Regions from separate parts of the Homo sapiens genome. Here all the other regions are linked to region 3. Evidence: chromatin loops called from intact Hi-C (ENCODE). Cell type or tissue: heart right ventricle. All regions are shown on one strand.

Region 1 (8,000 bases), 190 kb after region 3:
TGATTCTGCATTTCTCACCAGCTCCTGGGTGATAGCGATACTGCTTTGAGTAGCAAGGATGTAGCGGACTCTGAAGCCAGACAGCCTGGTTTAAGTCCTGCCTCTGCTATTTACTAGCTGTGTAAACTTGGGCTACTTACATAACCACTCTGTGCCTCCATCTCCGTATCTGTAAAATGGGCACAATAACACCTGCCTCATAGGATTTTTGTGAGGAATAAATTAATGAACCCAGGTAAAAGAATGCTCTGTGTGAATGAATATTCTGGTTGCTTGATCCTCCAGTACACTAACAAAGCACTAGCTACAGAGAAAAACACTTGGCTTTCTCACCAAAGCACACCTTCCTGGCAGTAAACCTCTCAATTTTAGCATTTTTTGCAACGTGCACAGGCTGAGAATTTCCCAAATCATCAAGTCCAGGTTCCCTTTTGCTTAACAGTTTATTTATGTGTCTCTCTCCTCTCACATTTGACTAAAAGCAGCAAGAGGAAACCAGGCCACGATTTCCACACCTTGCTTGGAAATCTCCTCAGTTAAATGTCCGAGTTCATCACCTACAGGTCCTGCTTAGTTTCCACACAACTGCAGGACACAATTCAGCTAAGATTTCTGGCATTCTGTAAGAAGGATCACATTTGCTCCAGGTTAGAGCTTAGAACAGTGCCAGGCACAAACTTAGTACTGAAGAAGAGGCAGCAGTTGCTGTTAGGATTTGACGCCAGCTATTCCTAGGCTTGGCTTAAGCCAAGAAGAGGCAGAGAGGGACAGGAGGTAGGGTCAAGAATGTACTTTTCTAGGAGAGAAAAGGCTGGGACTCCTGGTTCCCAACTTAGAGATGGAAGGCATGAGCCATAGAGGAAGCTTGCTTTTGCAGAGCTTCTGGGAAGCTGGGAGGACCCAACAGGGCAAGGGTGCGGGGTGTGTACTGTGCAGGTCAGAGTCCAGGTGAGAAGCCTTCAGCATGGCATGTCCCCACCCCAGGTCAGTCCGGGAAAGCGAGGATGAGGATGAGGAGGAGGAGGAGCGGCGGCAGAGTGCAAGCCGTGGCTGCACCCTGCAGTACCAGCATGCCACCCTGCAGGTCTTCACCCAGTTCCACACGACATCATCCGAGGGCACTGACCAGGTGGTCACCATGTTAGGCCCGGACTGGCTGGTGGAGGTCACCGACCTAGTCAGTGACTTCATGCGGGTGGGCGATCCCCGAGTGGCACACATGGTGGACAGCAGCACGCTGGCAGGACTGGAGCCAGGCACCACCCCCTTTAAGGTAGGTATGGGCTCTGTCCCAGCACAAAGGGGCAGTGTCGGGAGCCTTATTTACCTGTGGGTGCAGAACTCAGATTTTCCTAACCCCAACTGGCCCCCAGAACACTCTTCCCTGCCTGCCCCTTGTCTGAAATTCCAAGGTCAGGCTCTTTTAGCTTCATCTTGGTAAAAGTTCTCACTCCAAGTTGTATCAACCTTTATCAATCCTCAGTGTGGGTGACTCAAGCAGACCCCTCCCTGAGAGCAGAGGGGGAGCAGGTGAGAGTCAGCCAGCCTAGAGTCCAGGAAGGTGCATTTGGTGATCTAGGAACTCAACTTTGACCTTTCCTGACTTGTTTCTACCCTGACAATTGGGTGTCTGGATAGAAATCATCTACCTAAGAAACTGTTGTGATCTGTGGGCTAGAATCTGCCTGCAGACATATCTTCTTTGTAAAACAATTGATCCAATGTGTTTTAAATTGGGAGATTTCTCATTTAAAAAATATATAGAGATTTCTGGTTTCACAAAAAATGAATCTGGTAACAATCAGCTAAAGCCAGTATTGGTGCCTCCTATACACGAGAATGAGTTCCCTCATTTTCTAAGTTGTCGCCACTCCCTTTTGTCTCCCTGACATTGAGGTTGCACATCAATTGCTACTAGTCACCATGCGGGGGTTGTTGTTTTCCTTAGAATTGGCCCACCTCTCTCATTTGTGTTCCCGCCTGGCTCCTGTGAGCCCCCGACCCTCTCATGACCTCTGGACACTGGTTCCTGGTTGCAGACCTGAGGCAGAGCTGCGAAGTCCTGCCTCCCAGCCTGCCTCACCCTTCAGGCCCCTCTTCCAGCAGTGCTGGGATTTCTCCCTAGCTGGGGGTCTTGGGCAGGGGGGTGTGCTTTCCTGGTTCTCTCCCACCCCGGTCCCGCTCTGCCTCAGGTGGTGTCTCCGCTGACGGAGGCTGTGCTCGGGGAGACGCTGCTGACGGTGACTGAGGAGAAGGTCAGCATCACACAGCTTCAGGCCCAGGTGGTGGCCAGCCTGGCCCTCTCCCTGCGGCCCAGCCCTGGGAGCAGCCACACCATCCTAGCCACCACAGCTGCCCAACAGACCTTGAGCTTCCTCAAGCAGGTAACTGGCTCCTTGGCCCACCAGCCAGGGAGTTGGTGGTATGGAAGGAGAACTTGGGGGCTCTGCTTTGCCCTAGCACCAAGAGTCCCCATATTAGGGCTTTAGGAAATGGAGGATCTCTGCCCTCCATGCCCTGCACAACTGCCCACCCTATGGCCACAACATCTACATGGGAGGTCAGAGCAAGGTCTTGCTTGCTGCTCTTGCCACCTGAGATGTTCCCTCTGAGGGTCTCCCTCCTGGATTCACAGAGGGCTGTCACCTCCACATCACCCCCAGGAAGTACCCTCACTCAACTCTGGAGCCCCAAGTATACACCACAGGCATAGCCACAGGATGAAAGTGGAAAGGTGACAGATGAGAGTCCTGGGGAGTGAGGAGGTGACAGGTGAGAGTCCTGGGGAGTGAGGAGGTGAGCATCAAGTGCTGAGCCCGGAGTTAGGACACGGGTCCTCTGTCCCTAACTCACTCCATCACCCCAAGGCAATCACTTCTCTCTGAACCCTGCTTCCTCATCTGGAGGGAGGGCAATCCTCAGAAGGTTTTAGCCAACAGGCAGAAGTGGGGAGGGGGTGTGTATTCTCAACAGCCTGTTGTCTGATGGGGGTAAGCCCAAGGTTAGGCATGGAGATATGGAGCTATTCCAGCAGCAGAAGGGACTTGAATTAGACCCAAGGCAAAACTTACCTTTAGGTTATCCAGGGGAGAAGGGTGAAGTGGACAAGGGCATCCTCAGAGCAGTATGAGGCCTGGATGCCATGGTCTGGGATTTACCCTCCCCACACCCTGTGAGGAGGACTCTCACTTGAACAGTAGTTCCTGAATGCCCGCCACAGGTCACAGGCACAGTTCCAGTGCTGAGAATACAGCAGGGAGCCAGAGACCCGTGGTCCCTGCCCCTACAGAGCCCAGGATCTAGCAGGAAGCCAGCTGAACCAGCTCTTTGACTCCTATCCCCTCCTTCTCCTTCTCCTCCAGGAAGCCCTACTGAGCCTCTGGCTCTCCTACAGTGATGGCACCACAGCCCCACTCTCCCTCTACAGCCCACGAGACTATGGACTGCTAGTGAGCAGCCTGGATGAGCATGTGGCCACTGTGACCCAGGACCGGGCCTTCCCTCTGGTAGTGGCTGAGGCCGAGGGGTCAGGGGAGCTGCTTCGCGCAGAGCTAACCATCGCTGAGAGCTGCCAGAAAACCAAACGCAAGAGTGTGCTCGCCACGACCCCTGTGGGCCTGCGGGTGCACTTTGGGAGGGACGAGGAGGACCCCACTTATGACTACCCGGGCCCCAGCCAACCAGGGCCCGGCGGGGGCGAGGACGAGGCCCGGGGAGCTGGCCCGCCGGGCTCTGCGCTACCCGCACCGGAGGCTCCAGGCCCGGGCACCGCCAGCCCCGTCGTGCCACCCACAGAAGACTTCCTGCCGCTGCCCACCGGCTTCCTGCAGGTGCCACGGGGTCTGACAGACCTGGAGATCGGCATGTACGCGCTGCTGGGCGTCTTCTGCCTCGCCATCCTCGTCTTCCTCATCAACTGCATCGTTTTTGTGCTGCGCTACCGGCACAAGCGCATCCCGCCCGAGGGCCAGACCAGCATGGACCACTCTCACCACTGGGTGTTCCTGGGCAACGGGCAGCCGCTGCGGGTGCAAGGAGAGCTGTCGCCGCCAGCAGGCAACCCGCTGGAAACCGTGCCCGCCTTCTGCCACGGCGACCACCACAGCAGCGGCAGCTCGCAGACCAGCGTCCAGAGCCAGGTGCACGGCAGGGGCGACGGCTCCTCGGGCGGCTCAGCCCGAGACCAAGCCGAGGACCCCGCCAGCTCGCCCACCTCCAAGCGCAAGCGGGTCAAGTTCACCACCTTCACCACGCTGCCGTCAGAGGAGCTGGCCTATGACTCGGTGCCCGCGGGCGAAGAGGACGAGGAGGAGGAAGAGGACCTGGGTTGGGGCTGCCCGGATGTGGCGGGCCCCACGCGGCCCACTGCACCCCCGGACCTGCACAATTACATGCGCAGAATCAAAGAGATTGCATAGAGGCGCCAGCCGGAGTAGCAGGGACCCCCCCCCCCAACGGGGTCAGCTCGGGGTAGGACACAGCCGGGACCCCGGTTCACACTGACTCTGGGCGGCTGAATTGATTTTGTACTCCCTGCCCCTGCAGCTTGGCTCCGTGCGGAGCGGGCCGCCTCAGTGTCTGGGCCTTCCCTCGCCTCACGCCATTACCCTCTTCTGCCCCCTGCAGGTGGAGGGCTCTTCCTCCAGTGGCTCGTAAGGAGGAAAGCAACCCCAGCCTCTGTTCTGCCCTTTCCAAACCTCCTCCCATCTTAAGCAACCCCCTGCCCCAAGAGTGAGGCAAGGAGGTCCAGCTTGGGGTCAGGTGGGCCCACGCTGTGTCCCGGGCCCGCCTCCCGTCCCCCGTGTCGTCCCCCTGTGCAGGGGGTTCTGTGGGGGTCTTGTGTCACAGGCTGCACAAAGACTTTCCTCAAACTAATATTCAGGGATTTCTGTCCTGCAGGGTGGGGAGGTGGCAGCTGCCTGCCCTGCCAAGGATCTTGCTGTGGACGAAATATCTGGGGGTTAGGGGGACAGTTGTAGCATCTGCTGGCATTCGGGTGCCTCCCAGGACCTGGGAGCTGACTCTACAGAGAGGTCTGGTGCCAAGCCAGGCACCTTCCTGAGTTCTCAGGACTCCCACCTCTGCCCCAAGGGCTTTGGGCAGGGACCTAAAGGGGAAAGAGTCCTGGATCCATCTCTAGCCAAATCACACCCCAGAGCCAGAGGCCTGGGGACCTCCTTGCCTTCCCCGTCCCCCACAGCAAGGTCAACACTACTACGCCTTAGCCACCCGTCACCCTGCTGACTGCGACTTCCCTCTGCAGCACAGGGCAGGCAGCCACCTATGCCCCACAAGACGGAACCCGGGAGGGGAGTAGAGGGCACCAGGGAATGCTGTGAGGGACTTCAGGGTGGGCAAATGCAGAAGGGAGCCAGTGTCGCCCCTACCCCATCCCACAGCCATTTTTCTCTCGGGTTCTACCCACCACTGTGTCGGATTTTTCTTAAATAAATGGAAGCGGTCAGACTGGAGGTGGGGGCAGCAGCTCCCATGAACAGAGAGTACATGGTGGCTGGCTCTGTCTCTTCCTTATGTGCATGGGCAAACATACACACATACACAAGCAAGTGCACACATGCACACACACACACTCACACACTGTGGGCACACTACATGACATGAGACCAAAACTCGGCTAGACCAGGCTGTGGTCCCGCTCTTCCTCCCCCAACATGCAGGTCCTTTAAGACCCTCTGGTACTTTGGGATGCCCAGGTCAAGGGATGAAGAATCCGCTGACCCACAAATGTGCCCTTATAAAGAGGTGCTTCCTCTAAGGCTCTGTTCTGATTGGCTCAGGGGAGGGAAGGGCAGGCCTCGGGACTGCAGAGAAAGGTCTTCTGGGGGGCACAGAAAACTAAGGAGAGAGGTGAGAGGGTTGGTGTGCCTACCTGAGTTACTTCAGCTTCCTTCACTGCCCACCTCTCAGAGGTGGCCCTCCCTGTAACCACCTCTCAGGGAATCCTCCCTTCTCTCCCCCTTGCGGCTGATGGAGAAAGCCTGGGGATCTACATGTTAGAAACCAGGCAGGAGAGAGCACAGGCATGTTGGGGTGCCCCTCCCCACCAGTGGGCCGCGGACTAGCTGCATCTTATGCCACACTTGACCTGTGAGTGTGCACACAGCCTGTCATGAGGCCCTGGGAGCCCACACCCCAGCACAGGCAGCAGCCTAGGGGGCACAGGAGCTCAGGCCTGAGAGGGGCAGGAGCTCAGCCAAGGCTACCTGGCCAGCCTCCAGTGCCCATAGACAGGTGGCTCTGGCAGCCACTTTTGGAAAGGAAAGGAACACTAACCAGCATGTGTCCCAGAAGCAGCCAGCAGCAGAACTGGGGCTACACTGGCACCTGCCCAGACATGCTGTTCCCCACTCTGGAAGGAAGCCTGGCCTCCCACAATCATCTGCTCAGCTGATGGTGCAGCCTAGGGTGGTTGTGAGGATTAAATAGGATCATGTATGGAAAGCACTCTGCACAGCTCCCGCAGACAGCATGCCTAGTACAGACAGCTGCGCGTAGAGGATATCAATGAATGGACTTTGGCACAACCAGGTCTTAATTTTCAGGCAAGGCATAGGTCTGAAAGGAAGACTAGAGACTGACCAGCTGTGCCCAAGATACGTTTAGCAACAAAGAACAGGTGCAACTCAGCAGCAAGTAAGGAGCTACCAGAAAGCTGAGCCCAAAGCAGAACCACAGGGGAGCTTGGCGCGGGGGCGGGGGGGGGGTCTCCTTGAGCTCCCAGAACAACAGATATCTGCCATTCAAACACTGCCCTGACTACATACTCCTGGAAGGGTATGGGGGTCTCAGTCATTTTTTAACCCGCTTGTGCTTAACCTGGTGCCTGGAATCAGCAAGTGCTCAACAAATGATTGCCTACCAAATTAAGTCCAAATGCAAACTCTAAATGGCTTTCACATTATCCCATATTGGGGGATTTTGCACACTCTACCACCTTACTTGAGGTTCATCACCTCATCCCCTTGGAGTTCTTATAAGAGAGAGATGAGGAGGGCAGGGATGTGAGTTGAGGAAGAATACCTTACGTTGGGGAAGTGTGCCAGGTGGGGTGGGTTGCTGCTGTGAAACTTGGAACATGGAGCATTTGTTTCTTCAGTGCATTAAGCTCCTGCTACACCCTGGACCCTGATGGGGAGTCTGGGAAGCAAAACTGTGGATCCGTCCTCAAGGAGCCCCCAGCCCCGTAAGGAAGATGGACAAGTCATCTGCCCACTGTCATCTGGGATGATGACAGACCTTTACCCTGGGTTGACAGGGCACAAAGGAGGAGAGGAGAAGACAACTGAAGCTGAGTTTGCTGAGGACAAGGCCAGGGACAGTCCGGTAAGGAGGACAGAAGTTACAGACTCCACACCCTGTGTTTTGCTGCCTGACTTTGCACTTGCTTTCCCTATGCCTGGAACATGAGTCCCTGGTGAGAGGGGAAGCACAGAAAACACACATGCAAAGGCGCAGAGACCAGAGAGGGTGATCGGTCCAGCAAGGATGGGAATCAGGCTCAGACATGAGGTTTAGCTCTTGTGAAGGAAGGAATGATGGAGGGGAAAGAGGATCGGTTAAGAGGATGCTGCAGCAGAAAGCATGAGGCCCTGAGCCAGAGCAGTAGGTACAGAGAGCTGGGAGCAAACTGGTATTCGGCTGCAGAATTCGGCAACTATACATCCCACACAGGGACGATGAGGAGGAGACATGAGCTGCTTGGCTGCAGAGATCTCTTTCCCAGATAAGCTTCGGAGACCAGGCCACCCCAAGGAGAAAAGTGGAATGCTTTTTGCAGGCACCCAGGGTTTCACAAACAGGGAGACGAGGACCTAGAGAGGAGGAGCAATTGGCCCAAAGGCACACAACAAACTCGGAACAGAGCCAGAGCCATGCCTGCTGCCCTGTCCTGTAATTTGTGTCCCTCTCTCCTCATCCCTCACCCCCTGTCCAAATGCGAGAACTCAGAAGCAATTGCAAGAAACGCCAACTCCTGACCC
Region 2 (8,000 bases), 75 kb after region 3:
CTTTTAATACGTCAAAACAGTGCAGAAACTCTCCAGTCTTTTCGTCTCTATGTCCAGCTCCTTCAACTTTGTTCCAGATGGCTCAAAGTTCAGACTCTCCATCACCCACCTCTAGTGTGTCAAAGGCCATCTCAAAGTGCAGTGCCTAGGACTGAACCCTGGTGTCCTGCACAGAGTGGGTTATCACCTCCTTTGCTCTGAGCACCACATCTCTACAAATGCTGCCAAAGATGTTGCTAATTTCTATCCAAAGGCTAGACTGAGCCCCAGCCACTGACCTAGTCACAGTAGAAGGAGGAAAACTCCCAAGAAGTCAAATACTCAAGAAACCCTAAAGCAGGAAGAAACACCCCAAAACTCTAAAGTTGGCTTTGGCAAATACAGCCAAATTCCACTTTTTCTGTTACCCAGACTGCCCAGGCTCACCCCCACCTTTTCCAGCCTTCCTTTCTCTTTCAGCTTCTCTTTGCCACCTCTTCTCATCCGACATCAAATAACTGTATGACCTTGGGCAAGTCACTTTGCCTCTCGGAAGCTCTTGTTCTTCATCTGAAATGACAGTAATAATCCCTGGGCTGCTTACGTCGCAGGCCTGCATGAGACTCGATTGAGATAATTAATGGATGAGAAAGCACTTTGAAAATTAGTCAACACTGCGCAAATGAAAGGCACTCTTTATTCCTTTATTCATTTATTTACTAATCTTGCACATGACCCTGCACTGAGAATTCCACAAAAGGAGAGAACTAAGCAGAGCTCATGACTGCCCAGAGCTTAAATTCTGGAATGTCAGAGGCAGAGGAACCTTAGAGAGCAGCAAGCATAACCCCTTCATTGTACAGGCGGGGAAACTGAGGCCCAAATTATTGTAATAGTCAACGTATGTTAAGCTATTTCTAAGTACTTTGGGGTCTTAACTTCTTTAAGCCTCTAAAATCCTATGGAGCAGGTACTATTATTCCCCTGTTTAAAAGATGAGGAAACTAAGGTTCAGAGAAGTGAAGTAACTTGTCCCAGATCATGCAGCTAACAGGAAGCAAAAACAGAATTCAAGCCTGGAAAGGCTTATTCCAGAACACATATCTTGACTACTGTGCAAGGTCACCCAGTGTGAAAGGAGCAGAGGCTGCCAGCCAGGGCTCCTTCCATTCCAGGCTGTCCCCACATTGAGAAACAGACTGGCCACAAATAGAAGTAGGGCCCGAAAGCAGCTCAAAGTGGCCCCATCCCATGAGACCTACCATCACTTTGGGTACCCACCCATGTATGCCTTATGCCCTGGGTCAGAAGGAGGAATCTTGGAGGAAAGTCACGTCTGGAAGGAGGGGTATTCAGCACAGCAAGAAAATAGCAGAATACTAGAAACAGGGAAAAGAAAGAGAGTAGAAAAGAGGCTTCCCAAAGACAGGGAATAAGAAGGGGCATGTGAGGTGTCAGAGGTGACTGGGACAGGCATGAAGCTGCTCTGGTCAGCACTTGGACATCCACTGAATACATCCTCATCAGGGCCTCCTACTGTGCTAGGCCCAGGGCAGGGGACATAAGACACAAGCAGTTTCACAACTCCTGAATACCTGCCAGGTGCCAGCCCCAGGGCTCAGCACCAGGCACACAGACTCAAGTCCTGAGCCCAGGGTTTCACATTCTAGGAGGTATCCCAAGACAAACTATTAAAAATCCTCAAGATTTTAAAGCTGTAGATTCAAAGTCAAGAGCCCGGGTTTCTGGCCTAAGCCCTTGTTTGCTGTGTGGTTTTAGGGTAAGTCACTTCCTTAACCTTCATTGGCTGCCATCTTCCCATCTGTAAAATGGGGACAGCAAATCTGACCTATCTCACCACTGGGTTTCCCTAAAGAGGACATGAGCTTCTGGCTCTGAAAGAATTTGATTTAGGAAGTGCCATCATTTGTGAGGATGCTGATTGAGGTGGAGGGTGGCAATGAGGTGACTGGAAGAGAGTGAGGAATGGGAAAAGTGGTCCTATGTCTGAGCTGACTTGTGGGACAAGAATGGAGGAAATAGGTAGAACCTGAGTCTCCTGCTTTTGAGCCCACGGCTCCTTCCACTGTACTTGATGCCAATACTCCCTACAATGAATCCATTGCTAAAAATGCTAGAGTTAGGTTACATTACTAGATGTAGAGTGCCCAGACCCAGGAAGAAGGCAGATAGCCTGGTCTCTCTAATCAGGCAGGATCTATGGTGGGGGTCCATCCTGAGCCCCATGCTTTGGGCAGAGTAGTGACACATGGAAGCACATCCACAGAGGCGGCTCAGTGTGGCACAGGAACTGGTAACCAAGCCCTCAAGATCTAGATAAGGGCATTGCAGGTGTTTCCACTGGAGAAGAGGTGACTCAGGGCTCATGAACCTGCCTGCCCATCCAGAGCTCCTCCCATGGTCCCCACCTGGCTCCTTGCAGTCCAAGCCCCCAGAGGCCTGCCCACTTACTCCTCTGCTTCACTCTCACAGAGCTAGATAATTCAGGTATGAGGCCAGAATGGAGTTGTAGCCAGGGCCCTTAAGAAAATGTCCCAAGGATGTATCTCAGCCCCAACTTCACCTGCAAGGCAGGACCTACAGGCTCAATGAACTCTCTTGTTCCCAGATAATAGCTCTCCATTACCTACCAGAGGAGAGCCAAGGCCCCTTTCCAGGTAACCAATCCACTTCCTAAATTCACCCCCATCACAACACTTTCCCTCAGCCTCACTGTCTCATGTTTCCATGCTCAAGCTGTCCCTTTTTCCCAAAGGCGCTTCTCCCCCATCTTGTTCTGTTGAAAACCTCCCATCCTCCAAAGTCCTCTGGCATCAGAAAGGGTGGAATCTGAACCCAAGCCCTGTGACTTATTAACGCCATGACCTGGGGTTGCCCATTTAACTGCCCTGGCTTCAGTGTCTGCATCTGTTAAATGGGGATGGATGAAGATTCAAGGTGCGGTTTCAAATAGCCCTTCTTAAATACCAACATGCAAGCAATCACCCTTGGATATCGTTGTCCAGCAGACATTGATTCAGTAGGTCTGGAGTAGGGCCCAAATGTGTGCATTTCTAACCAACTCCCAGGTGATGCTGCTGGTGCTGGCACACCTGGAGGAATGCGCATTTCAAACACCTCATCTAATGACTCGCAAGTAGCGCTAGCTCCCTGGAGTTGCAGGAATGGAGGGGTGCAGCCAGGTGAATACGGGGCCCAGGATATCCCTGGGGACTCTGAGGCTGCTGGAGGCCTCTCCTCCCTTCCACCCAGCCTAGCAGTTTTTAAGTGTGCTAGTACCTTACTAGGGGATCCAATCCCACAACCCCAGCCTTTTAATAGAGATAAGTTTACCAAGAACCTCAAAGGTGACCTCAAAGGGACCTCCCTCCCAATAAATGTGAACTTTGAGAACAAAGGTGGCAGGACAGGGGGTCCCAGAAGGATAATCTGAATAAAGGTGGAGTGGGGTAGAAGGGTGGGCTCCCCAACTCTGCCTTGGCACTAGGGAAAGTGAGTTGAGGACATCACAGACCTGATGGTCAGCTCTGAGAACAGGCCCTTAGGCCTCTGCTCACTCTTAGAGACTAGGCACCCCCAAACTTGGGCTGAGCCTGCTACCCATTTGCATATCCTGCCAGCAGCCGTGGGGCCTCTGGATCCCAGATGGATCCTGGAATCAAATCCTGCCTCTGAGAGTCAGCCACCAACCCCCAGTGTGACCTGGGCCCAGGCACCACCCCTCTGGGCTCCCAGGCTCCTTGCTGTAACATTTGAGGTGGATTCCATGGTTTCTGAGCTTCTTCTCTGGGGCTGTAATCATTCGAATGGAGGCTAGAAGGAGGAGGGCATGCAGGGATAAAGTGACAGCGTGGGGGCATGGAGAACCAAAACACCCAAAGAGAAAAATTCTACTTGTAAACTATTAAATATAGAGTTACTTTGTCAGGAAACAGGGCACACAGCACCATAAAAATTAAAGTAATTTACTATGAAACTCCATCCTGTTTTATTTTGTGTTATTCCCAAGCCAAAACTCCCAAGCTGACCTAAGTCAAGAATATCAACAGCACAGGCAGCAGCAGAGGAAGAAAAGAGAGCGCGTTCTCACCTTAGCACCATCTTGGGGCGACTCAACCCCACCTGTCTCCATGGAAACCAGGCAGAACCTGGTGGTCCAGGACTTGGCCAGAGAACCAGGGCCTTAGCGCCCTCTGTTGGGTGAAGCTGGACACAGCTTAGCCCAGGAGACAGCCCAGAGAGATGGGGGCCCCCATCCAGGCCAGGACAGGGTGGGGTTCAGCATCTCTGAAGGTTCTAAGCTGAGTCAGCCGCCCATCTCATGCCCTGCAAGCACAGCGAGGCTGGTCTCAGGTGCCACTGGTGGAGCAGAAAAAACTAAGGAGTCCCAGGGTTGCGATACTGCCCTACCTCTCACCAACTGGGAAATGCGGTAAGTTGCTGAAACTTTCTGGACCTTGGTTTTGTAAATTTCATCTGTAAAATAGGGATAGTTCCACTCAATTCACAGAGCTGTTGGGAGGAATAAATAAGAGCCTCTATGTCAGGTATCTGACCCTCCTGGGAGTTTAGCACCCTTAAGAAGTCCAGGCCCTTGAAACGGACCCAGACTCTCTGGGAGGAGGCTGCCTGCCCTGTGCACTCTGCACCCACCTCCCCCCACACTCATGCAGTGGCTCCTTGTCTGCTTTGCCTGGAGCATGAAGCCCCAACAGCAATGACAGTGGTGATAGCAGTAAACATTACCCAATTCTTCCTAGGTACACCTCTCATTTAGGTCGCACAACGGTCCTGATCCATGTGCATCCAGTGATGAAAGAGAGAGGTTGAGACCCTCCCAGGTCATACAGCAGCAAGCCAGGGGCTGGGCCTGCATGTGAGCCTAGATCTTTCTGCTCCCAAAGCTTGTGTACTTAACTACTACCCCAGACTTCCTCTCCTGTCATGGAAAGAATCCTGCCCAGAAAACCAGGGCTCCAAATCCTAATCTCAGCATTGCCACTGGGAAACCACGTGACTTGGGCAAATAACTCACCCCTGGCCTCGGTTTCCCTGTCCATTACCAAAGGGGTGAAGAAGATGATCTCTAGGGGCTCTTCTGGCTCTGATGTTGTGATTCCAGTGAGCCGATGGGGTGACAAGGAGTAAAGGCGAGGTTTGGTTCTCCCCAAAAAAAGTGATGACTATGGCAGAGCAGTGACAGCCAAGCCATAGAAGGCCTCCCCAGTGGCCTAATGACCTCTGCTAATGACAGGCTTACACATTGCCCCTGCTGTCTGTATCTGTGTTGGTCATGCCCCTGCTGTCTGTATCTGTATTGGTCACTGCTGCCTGACAGTGGCAAGTCCCCGCATAACCGCAGGGAACAGGAATCTCTGATCCGGCTTTGGATAGAAAACTCTCACCTGCATGTTCTCGCTATCTTACTTTCCCACTTGCTACAGCTCCCCTGGGCTCCTGTGATCAAAGTGTCTTTCCATAAGTCTCCCAGGGCTGGCACAGTCTGGTAGGAGGGGAGGAGACAGTGTGACAGACTCTGACTGAGCAGAGGGAAATCACAGGGAGGCCGCCAAGACATTCCTGCCCGCTTAGGCCAGAAGACATCACCTCCTCGTCCCCCTGGCCTGAGGAAGGCTGGAGGTAGTGCGGCAGGAGGCAACAATGAGAGGTAGGGAAAGGGGTGCAGCGTTCCTGGTCTTTAAAAATGAAGGCCACCACTCCCCTCCTGCCAGCAGATGTTGAACAGTGTGGTCCTGAAGAAGCATCCCAGCTGGCCTGGTTGTGAGATGCAGAAAGAGGATAACTCTCCCCAGCCCCCGCTGTTACCAAACCCCTCTGAGCCCTAGTTTTCATTAATCAAATGAGAATATAAGTACCCACCTACCTTCTAGACTCACTGTGACAATGATAAAACACACATAAAGAACTTAACGGTGTCTGGTACAAAAGGCTCTACAAATAGCTGCTCCCATCCTTTCTTCCCCATCCTTTCTGTCCCCACATGGAGGTTCAAGCCCCTAATCTCTAAGAGGCAGTAACAATGTGTAGGCCCTACCTCTTAGGGTTGACAGAAAAATTAACTAGCGACGCATGCTCATGGCACTCAAGCAAAGCCCCTCCTTCCCCTCCCGAGCCTCAGTTTCTGTGTCTGTAAACGAGAGCCAACAGCGCTCACTTCTCAAAGCTGCCGAGGGGACTGACAGAGGTGAACAGGCAGCATGTGGCGCATGCCTGGCACTTGGAAGGGGCCATCAGTACATGTGAGTCCCCCCACCCCAGCCCCGCCTGCTTGCTCAGGGCAGGACCTTGTCTGTTCATTGCCAGATACCATACTCAGAACAAGACCTGACACGTATCTATTTGTTGAATGAATAAATGCATGGAGACCCATTGCACAGATGGGAAAATCTAGGCACAAGTTCTGGGGTTCCACATTTGGTCCATCATAGGATTTGCTGTTGGGAGTGGACAGCACCACAAGAGCAGCTGATGCTTGGTAATGTGCAGCCACTTACACCACTGATTGGCAGCCAGCTGTCCTCTCAGGAGCTCAGCAGGAGGGAGCTAGGTAGTGCCGTCCTTCAGCTGCCAAGGGTTATTATTGCACAGGGACCAAGAGGGTCAGGGCCTTTCTTTCCAGGCTAAGTGGTTGTGGGCCGGATGGGCAGGAGGGTAGAGGGCCAGGAGAGAGGGCCGTAGATCTCCTGCCTCCTGCATGGTGGCTGCTACAGTCACCGCTCAGATTCATCGGAAGGGCCCACTTCCGGCAGAAAAGCAGGCCGGTATATCTCCATCAGAGACTCCTGCTCAAGGGCAGCACCATAAATCCTGGGGTGGGAGTGAGCAAGCGAGCAGGCCAACCACTCCTTGGTGAGCATCTTTCCTCCTGGGGCCTGGGTGCTCTGCACGAGGTGGGCACGGAAGCCCGTGCAGGAAGCATAATCTGCAGTTCTGCATCTGATCCATCAATAACACCAGGAGAAGAGCCTTCCTCCTGCTCCAAGCAGGCGGAGACAACTGCCTGTTTCTCACCTCCCCCTGAAGTCAGGAGTTTAACGCTCCCCCAGGACCAGGATCTCTCTCACTTCCTGCGATGCTTCTGCAGCTGCTCGCCTGTGTTCACCAGCTCAGCCGACCCTTCCCAGCCCAGGCTGCTGAGGAGAGAAAGGAGTACTCTGGCACCACACAAGAGGGAGGGGTGGGTGGGAAAGGAAGGATGGGAGCCAAAGCAAGGAAGAAGAGGTGGGCGGGGCTGGAGGCCTAGAGCCACAGACTCCTCAGCCAGCAAGCTACTTGTGCCTAGATGTTCCCATCTGTACAATGGGTCTCCATGCATGCATTTATTCATTCCACAAATATTTATGGGTCAGAATCTTGTTCTGAATGTTATATCTAGCAATGAATAGCAAGATCCTTCCCTGAGCAAGCTTGCATTCCAGTGAAGGAGACCAGCAGTGTCAAGGTAAACAGGTAGAGAAACTAGATTATTTCTGATAATAACTATGCAGAAAATTGGAGGAGTGTTGGAAGAGAGGGTGGCTGGGGTGAGGATACTACATAAGCTAGGAGTTCAGGGAAAATCTGAATAAGTGGCATTCGAGCTATGGTCTCAGTGATAAAGAATGACCAAGCAAGGAGATGAAGGGAGTGTGTTCCTGGCAGAGAGAATAGCAATACTAAGTCTTGAAGCAGAAAGGAGCTTAGCTTGTTCAGGCAGAATGGAAACCAGTGTCACTGAAATGTGGGAGGTGGGTGTCTAGGAAATGGGGTTAGTGAGGAAGGCAGAGGCACATAATGCAGGGCCTTGTAGACCATAGGCTGCAAAAGGGCTGTGGATTTCACTTACAATGGAAACACATTGGAGGGTTTTGAGCCAGGGACATGCTCTGATTTAAATCTGATGCAGCCTCCTGGAGCTGCTTTGTAGAGAGTAATTTGAAGAGGGCAGGAGTGGAAGCCCTAGGTAAGGAATGAGGCCCCATAATAGTTATAAATATTTG
Region 3 (8,000 bases):
GGGTTTCACCATGTTAGCCAGGATGGTCTCGATCTCCTGAGCTTGTGATCCGCCCACCTCGGCCTCCCAAAGTGCTGGGATTACAGGCGTGAGCCACCGCACCATGCTCCCTTTCTCTTTTTATTCTGTCCCCACGGCCCTCCCCACTGCCTTTCTCCTGAGCTGACCCAGCCCCCTCCTAATAGGCTTCACTGCCCCCAGCCTCTGAGCTGCCCCCAGGCCCACTGAGCACACGACTGCAGATCCACCACCCTGAGGCCCAGGTCTGCTTTCCCCTGGCCTCGGCACCAGGCTCAGGCACACTCCCCATCACAATGGCTCCACTTGGCAGCCAAAGCCAGCCACTCTCTGGGTGCTGCTGGCCTTATGGAATGACCATCACAGCACCTGGCACCAGCTGGCACCCAACCAACCGTCAACAGCCCTCACCGCACAACCCCCTCTACCCGCTCTCAGCACTGCCATTCCCAACGCTCACCATACCCGATCCTGCCTCTTTATTTTTGCTCATGCAAAAACCCAACATCCTTCAGCAATCAGCTAAAATGCTCTCTCCCTCCAGAATCCCCCCAGAATATTCTCTCCCTCACACTGTGCAGAATTTGGGCTCCTTATTCTAGCACTCATCAAAGTCTACTTAGAATAGGGCCATTTGCATAGATGGGTAATTTGCTAAGTCTGCATTTAAGTTTGTACTACATGGAACAGGATGTTAGCTCTGAGGTGCCAATGAGATAGATACCTGGAAACAAAGTGAGTGTGAGTTGGGGCTACTCCAGGGCAGTCAGGGGATGGGGTAACATGAATTGTCAAGGGTGTGGTGATGCTGTGGGACAGAAGGAAGTGTGTGGGTATGTGCACACCAGTCTGCATATGTGCACTGGGGACTTCACACACACAGAGCTCCTTGCAGTCCTAAGTGAGCATTCAGGCCTCATTCTCTCTCTCTCTCTCTTCTCTCTCTCTCTCACACACACACAAACACACACACACACACACTGCACATATAATGCAAAGACATCTTGTAGATCTTCACATTCTTAAACCTCATGATTGGTACAAATTAAACAAATATTGAAAGAAACTCCAGCAGAGCTCTCCAAGCCTCAGTCCTGCTGGGTATACCAAAACACCTCCAGCAGCTGAACAGCACAATGATAAGGAATGACAATATGTTTTACCCTTTCTGGAGTGCTGTTCACAAGCAGCTCTTAGATCCTTGCGATCTGCTCCCATCTTTAGGGAGGAGGCCTGAGGGCACAGTCTGTTTGAGGCAGAGCTGGTGTTCAAAGTCCCTCTTGGGATTCTGACTCCCAAGCTCTACGGGCAGAAGCTGTGGAAGGCTTTATATCATCAGGTACTGCATCTCCTTGGGACTCTCTCCACAAGCAGAGTTCCTCCAAGCCTCACGGATCTACGCCTCCTTCTTCTATGAGACAAGAAACTGGAATTTTCCATGTGAGCTAAGTAATGAGGGCATGAGCATGCACATCCTCCCTTGAGGTTCAGCTTAGACACAACTTCCCCCAGGAAATCTCTCCTACAACTCTCCCCTCATCCCCAGGCTCCAGTATGTTCCCATAGCACCAAATCTTGGCAGGTAGTATAGTGGCCTGTTTGCAGGTCCGTCATCTGGATCCTGCAGCAGCCTTTGAGCCCTAACCACAGGGACAGGGTCTCATTCACCTATGGGTCCAGGTCCTGGCATATCTTAGACTTTAACAAAGCCTTACTGAACATATGGTTGGATGGATGACTGGATGGACAGATGGATGGAGGGATGGATGGATGGATGGATGGATGGATGGATGGACAGATGGACAGATGGATGGATGGATGACCCAGGATGCAAATGAACTCTATGCACAGCTACAGCTATAGAAGCAAGGCTCAATCACTTGCGGGTGTATGGGGAGAGGAGGAGGAGGGAGAGGGAACGAGAGCCGGCCTTTGTCCTCATCTCTTCCACCCGGCAATTTTCCCAAGGAAGCATGAGTTAGTCTTCTAAGGAAAGTAGAGGGGATGTGAATAGAGAAGGAAACCCCACTACCTTCAGTGGGGTCCAAGAAGGCAGCTCAGCCCTCAATCCTAGATGCCTCCTGAGCCCAGAGATCAGTCTTTAGATAAGAAAGTGAGTGTTCTCTGTCACTGCCCCTGCCAGGGGGAGAGAGGCCCCTCCTATACCTGCTCCTAGTACACTCTGCACCCATTACCAGTTTCCCTGGCTGAAAATCTCAAGAGATTTTTCCTCAAGTACTTGTATCTACAGGAGTTTAAGAAATGATCATGCAGAGAATTGTCATCCCCGACTCCTCTGCAAACCCTACAGAGGCTTGGAAAAGTTCATCTTCCCCAGACTCCCAACATTCTCTTTTCTGTGGCCAGTAGCCAACCATGAGCGAGTTCATTAATATTAATGTTAATAATCTCCTACATTTGCTTCACGCTTTCCTGCTTACAAAGCACTTTCAGATCCATCATCTCAGACAATCCTCAACACCAGCCTGAGAGGTCAGCGGGGCAGTGATTACCATCCCCATTTCACTGAGGAGGGAACAAAGGTCCGGGAAGAGAAGGGATCAGCCCAAGGTCACAGAGCAGCCAGGACTGGAGAGAGCTCAGGGCAGAGTCCAGGTGTCCTGACCCCCAGGCCAGCGCTGGGTTACTCCACCTCCATGCTGACAACCCCTTTCCTTCTCTGCCTCATCAATGTCACCATTGGCGTCATCTCCTGGTTCTCAGTCATTAAAAAGATAGGCTTAAAATAAATACAAGAGGCAGGCTTTAGCCATCTGCTAAAATGGGTAAAACGACCTGCCAGCAATTTGCTGGATGACCTTGGGCTAGACAGTTTCCTATCTGGGCCTGCAATTCCTTGTGTTTCAAGTGACAGTGCTGGCCTCTTCTCCTCCGGCCCTACCCACTGTGACGGGAGGCTGCTGGAACCTAAGGGTGCCACCCTTGGTGCCAGACTGGGGCTGGCAGCAATCATGCCTCTGCGATCCCCTCCTCAGCACTCTGGAGTGGGAGGGATAGACACCTGTCATGAGCCTGTGACAGCCAAAGGATGGAGCTATAAAGCAACAGAGGACTGGCAAGAACCCTCCTGAGCGTGGGGGTGGAGCTAATCACAATTGCTACAGTGTAGCTACTCTATGACAAGTGCTTTATGCATGTTATTGACATGCCTCAAAATAGTTCTACCAGACAGCAATTAGCAATTATTTTCATTTTAAAGATGAGACACTCCAAGCTCAGAGAGGTTTCTTGACACGCCCAAACTCACACAGCAAACAGCAGAGGCAAGTTCCAAACCCAGATCTGCTCTGATTTCTCAGTCCCAAATGCTAGAAGGTGGAGTGGGAGGGGTGCACGTGGAACCCCCTAAGTTCACCCTTCCTCCATTTTCTTTCTCCCAACCTCTCTCCCCTCCCTTCTCCTCTCTTCCTCCCTCCCTTTCCCTGGAGTCACAGTCCCAGGCTGGGTCTCCTCTGCTGCACCAGCTCGCCCTGTCATCTCAGCACAGGCGGAGATTTATGGATCTCACTTCAAGGATTTTTCTTTAATAATAACATTTATAATCATTTTAGAAATTAAGAACTGAGGATGCAAAGCATTTTAATTAAAATAATCCGCAGTTGATAATTATAGGACTCTCTTAGCTGGAACCATCTTCTTTCAATCTGTCACACTCCCTAAGGAAGGCAGGAGATAATCGTGAGGCAGTGAGCTGGTGAGCCAGCCCTGGTACCTGTGTGTGATACCGTGTGTCCCAGGGGTCATTCTCAGAGGCTGCCTGCTAGGGAGGTCGGCTTCGGGGTGAGCTGGGCTGGCATCATCTTTAGAGTTGGTCCCCTGTGAGCCATGCAAGGCTGGCTTTTCACAGGAGGATAAGCCCTTCCAGAGCCTCCTCCCCACCCCTACGACACAGTCTTCTGCTGGTTACCCCTGTGGGCTCAGAGGGTCTGAGACCCAAGACACAGAGGAACGTAGAACCCTCGCTCGGCCAATGCCCTCCTGCTAATGCCCCCAAATTCCCTGCCTCTCTGCCCCAGCCCCAACCTCACCCTCACCCCAGGTGCAGTTCTGCCCTCTGTGGTCAGGAGAGGGCAGCCAAGGCCACCAAATGCAGACAGAGTCCCTGAAGAATGGGCCTGCTTATTGGACTTAGAGAAGGACAAGAGAGGAGCCCCGGCTTGGGGAGGTGGGATATGAACAAGCCAAAGTGACCCCACTCGATGCCTACCACTGAGACACCTCTGCTCAGCTCTGGCCCCACCAACAGAGAATGACACAGATATCTCTTCCCTTCGAAGGTCACATTCCAGCAGAGACAATAAACATGTAAATTAATGGTAACAGAAAGTGATTCATGCCCAAAATGAAGCTGCAGCAGTGAGGGTCCCAAGAGTCTTCAGGTCTGTGTGTGGGGTCATCAGGGAAGGCTTCACTGAGGAGGCAATGCCTTGGCAGGGTTGTGAAGGATGAATAGGAGCCCACCCCGGCTCAGTGACAATCTTGACCACTAGGATTTCTTGACTGTTTAGCATGTGCCACACACTGTGTTGGTCTGTTGTCACATCTCATTCAAGCTTCACAACATGCCTGAAAGATAGACTTTATTATCAGCACCTTTGTTTTTCTCTAGATAAAGAGACAGACTTGGAGAGGTTGGATCATGCACTCCAGGTCACATAGTAAATAAGAGGCAGAGGTAGGCATTGAACCCCAACCCATCAGTGCCAACCCCTGTGCTTATCCTGTGCGACGTGGGGCCCTCCAGGATAACAGATTTGTCTAGGAAGACTTATCCCCCACAGAGGAAATGTGTACAAGGCTGCAGGGCCCAAAGCGAGTGACAGCAGCTGGTAAGAGAGGAGGCAGGGGTGACAGCTAGGTGTGTCCTGCCAGAAGACCAGTTTGGGGAAAGCTTAACTGAGTGACTGTCCCTTTCTGGGTCTTAGTTTCCCCATCAATAAGTGTAGGGTGGGGCTGTCTCCAGGGACTCTGATTGTAATTGATAACAAATAATGGCATTTGGATTGGTTGGGACTGCTTTAGAGAGCTCAGAGGGTCTTCAGATTTCTGGGCCCACTGTAGCATCCCAAGCTCTGGGCAGAGTGCCTCTCCCCTGCCCCAACACTCATCCTGGGAGAGAGGGGGTGCACAGGGAAGGTGCTCCTCACCAGGGCTCCACCCCAAATCCATTAAGGGCAAAAATGTAATCGGGAAGGAGATTCTGACAGTGGCTTGAAAGTGACCTCACTCGGGCTGATGAATGCCTCCGTTTCCTCGTGGAAAACATGCGGGACATGAGCCGGCCAGCCAGGAGAGGATTGGACACCTCCAGCAGGAAGTGGCAGCTGTCCCGCCACTGAGGCCAGACCTGTCCCTCCACCCTCTGCAGTCCAAGCAGCTTCCGTCCCCACCCCCACTGGAGCCTCCCCAAGCAGTGGACAAGACCGGAAAATGATTATATAGGCTCACTCATGGATAAAATTGGTTCTTGGTCTGAGAAGCCACAAAGGGGAGATCCAAGATGAGCACCATGGAGGTCCTGGGGCTGGCACGCTGGCAGCGAGGCAGCAGGAGTGGAAGTCTGTGCCACGCTGGCCCAGGACACACCATCAGGGCCACCCTTCTATCCCAGTAATCACAGCTTAGGCAGCAGCCCCAATCCCCTGATAAGCACCTTCTCTGCACCCTCAAGAGGGCAGAAATTGGCTGGGAATACTGAGAAGAAATTTGGGCCTCCCAGACCCAGGGTTTCTGGGGAACAGCTCTGCCAGGGTTGAGCAATCTAGGGAGGATATGCTAGTTTTGCGAGGCTCCAGGCTGCAGATAAGGCTAGATTAAGTGAGGGTTTGAAGGAGGGGCGTACTCAATGAGCCCACCTTCTAAACACTGCCCAGCAAAGCACAACCTTCCCACTACTTCCTAAATAGTGGCTTCTCTGGATGCTAGCTGGCCTCTTCAGATGAGGAATTTCCCTCCCATTCTGGGCCCTCCCCTTCAGAGAACACTGGAGCCCAAGGTGCTTTCAGTAACAAGTTTCATTGCAGCTAAAAATAATGGAGCGACCCATATCTCATTTCCTGCATTCTGTAACGACAAGTGCCCCAAAAGGGGCAGTGGCTGGGGATTAGCAAAAATTCAAGGCAACTGGAAAATATTTAGATACAATAAAATATGTGCATTCAAAAGAAAGCTAAGAAAAGGCAGGATTCAGAATGATGGTTACCTTGGGTGGGGAAAGGCAGGGAGATGGGACAGGCAGGAGGAAGCCACACAATTAAGTGTCAATCATTGTCAAGGACTCTCCTTTTATGTTAGGAGGTGAGTTGGGGGCACTTATTGCATTGTTATCATGTGCAAATGGATGAATGAAAGAAAAATAGGACCAAACATGGCCCAATGAGGAGAGTGTAACAAAGATGATAATTACTCAAATTTGGTGCATCTGAGCTTCCAAAAATTGGGGAAAATATCAAAGAAAAGTGTAAATTCTATGTGGACCACACATCCCTCCCCTTCCCCTGTTTGGCTCCCATTACTGAGCCTTTCTGGCTTTCCAAGAAGAGTCTTAGGGCCCAGATTATGCAGAAAATTTCCTCTTAAAGCAGAACTCAACCTGCTACTTTGGTGTCCTGGACATTAAAAAGGAAAGGAATAATTTTAAATTAAAAAAAATTATCCTAAGATGTGCAGGCCAAACGGTGTCTGCTCCCCCTGGGACCCAAGGGGTTTCACCCCAGGGGAGGCTGGTGTGCCAAGGACATTGGCTGTGATTTGGGAAGGGTGAGAATCAAGAGAGCCAGAGGGTCAGCTTCTCTCCCTTCCCCACTTTGAGTATTCCTGCCCTGAGAATCTTGTCCTGACTTGGGCCTCAGGTGGCAGGGTTTCCTGAACATGGCTACCCCACTCTAGGCCCAGGACAAGGGGACCTGTCCTACTCTGCCAACCTCTGTCTCTCTCTCCCACTCCCATTCCCCTCCCTGGCCTTTCCCTAAGGAAGAGATCCTATGGGACTTCCCACATTCTCCTGTCTTAGGGTGCTCAGCTTTTCCTGAGCAGATGGGATGGATGCTCTTGAGGGGCTCCTCTACTTCACAAAGGAGCAAGAGGTCAGGATCCCTACCATTCCAGCCAGACAGAAGCCCCGGCCCCTTGCCTCCAAATTCCCAGGAAAACAGGATACAGAAGAGACCCTTATCTCCCTGTCCTTGTTCAAGCTGATCCATCATTATGTCTCATTTCATAGCTCTTGAATCCAAATAAACTACCATGGAGCATGTTAGTGAGGCTTCCCATGCTGTGGTTGGTCTGCTCTGGTTAGTATCCCATGGGGAAGGCCAAAAAGAGCAGCTGTTTTTATAGAAATGGAGAGATTAGGGGAAGCAAGCTCAGGCTAAAGCCCAGGAAGAGATGAGGTGAATGTCTGGACCAAGCCTCTCCTCCAAGCTTTATGATCCTTATGCACAGCCCTTTGAGGTCTGCACAGTCCTTTATTGTATGTCATCTCACCTGATAGTACTTTGAGAGTTGTCAGCCCCATTTTCTGGATGGGGCCAGTGGCTCAGGAGTTTGCACTTCCTGCTTTGCTGGTGTGGCCCTAGGAAGACAGGTGACAGGTGCAAGTTCACAGGACTCATAAGTGACAGACACTGGCCTCGAGCCCATTTCTGCTGGTTTCTGGCCTGGCACTCTCGAGCCACTGCTTCCATGCCAGCCTTTCCAACTGCTTCCCTCAGCTGGTGGCCTAGGGAGGCCACCCCCTTCCACTGTGGCAAGGTTGCCCCAGGGAAAGGGAATAGACAGGGAAAGGGGTGAGGGCCAATGACTGCAGAACGATTGGCCTCAGAGGAGACTTTGATTCAGTCTAAGGAAGCGCTTGGTAACAAGACTTAAGGAAAGAAATTGTGGAGAGATGACAGGGAGGAATCTTGGCTCTGTTCATTCTTGCTGTGATACTCAGGCATGGCCACTTACCTTCTCTGGGT

The links. Hi-C counts contacts between places; a loop is a spot of excess contacts. Peaks named below come from ENCODE experiments on the same cell type or tissue, not always from the same donor. Only the 100,000 strongest peaks of a DNase experiment are listed, where the experiment ranks them.
Region 1: a loop joins it to region 3, with 5 times the contacts of the local background. A loop is called at or near these places in 8 of 110 quality-filtered maps.
Region 2: it touches region 3 in a loop (5-fold over the local background); 12 of 110 quality-filtered maps call a loop at or near these places.

Annotation. Positions count from the first base shown.
Region 1 is chr17:34,633,815-34,641,814 of GRCh38, forward strand. TMEM132E (transmembrane protein 132E) reads left to right here. Exons shown (of 9, transcript NM_001304438.2): 7 at 985-1,273; 8 at 2,193-2,384; 9 at 3,363-5,504. The coding sequence ends at 4,418. Among named protein-coding and RNA genes, the nearest start is that of TMEM132E, 58 kb to the left of the region's middle. In heart right ventricle, CTCF peaks have their summits at 4,622 (motif pointing left) and 4,822; a DNase peak (open chromatin) is centred at 4,607; H3K4me3 peaks cover 799 bases; H3K27me3 peaks cover 7,034 bases.
Region 2 is chr17:34,515,288-34,523,287 of GRCh38, forward strand. No RefSeq gene overlaps it. Among named protein-coding and RNA genes, the nearest start is that of TMEM132E-DT, 60 kb to the right of the region's middle. In heart right ventricle, a CTCF peak has its summit at 4,211 (motif pointing left); no DNase peak of the experiment used is centred here; H3K27me3 peaks cover 3,761 bases.
Region 3 is chr17:34,439,950-34,447,949 of GRCh38, forward strand. No RefSeq gene overlaps it. Among named protein-coding and RNA genes, the nearest start is that of CCL1, 81 kb to the left of the region's middle. RefSeq lists enhancers at 4,019-4,518, 4,922-5,422. In heart right ventricle, a CTCF peak has its summit at 4,111 (motif pointing right); no DNase peak of the experiment used is centred here; H3K27ac peaks cover 343 bases; H3K27me3 peaks cover 622 bases.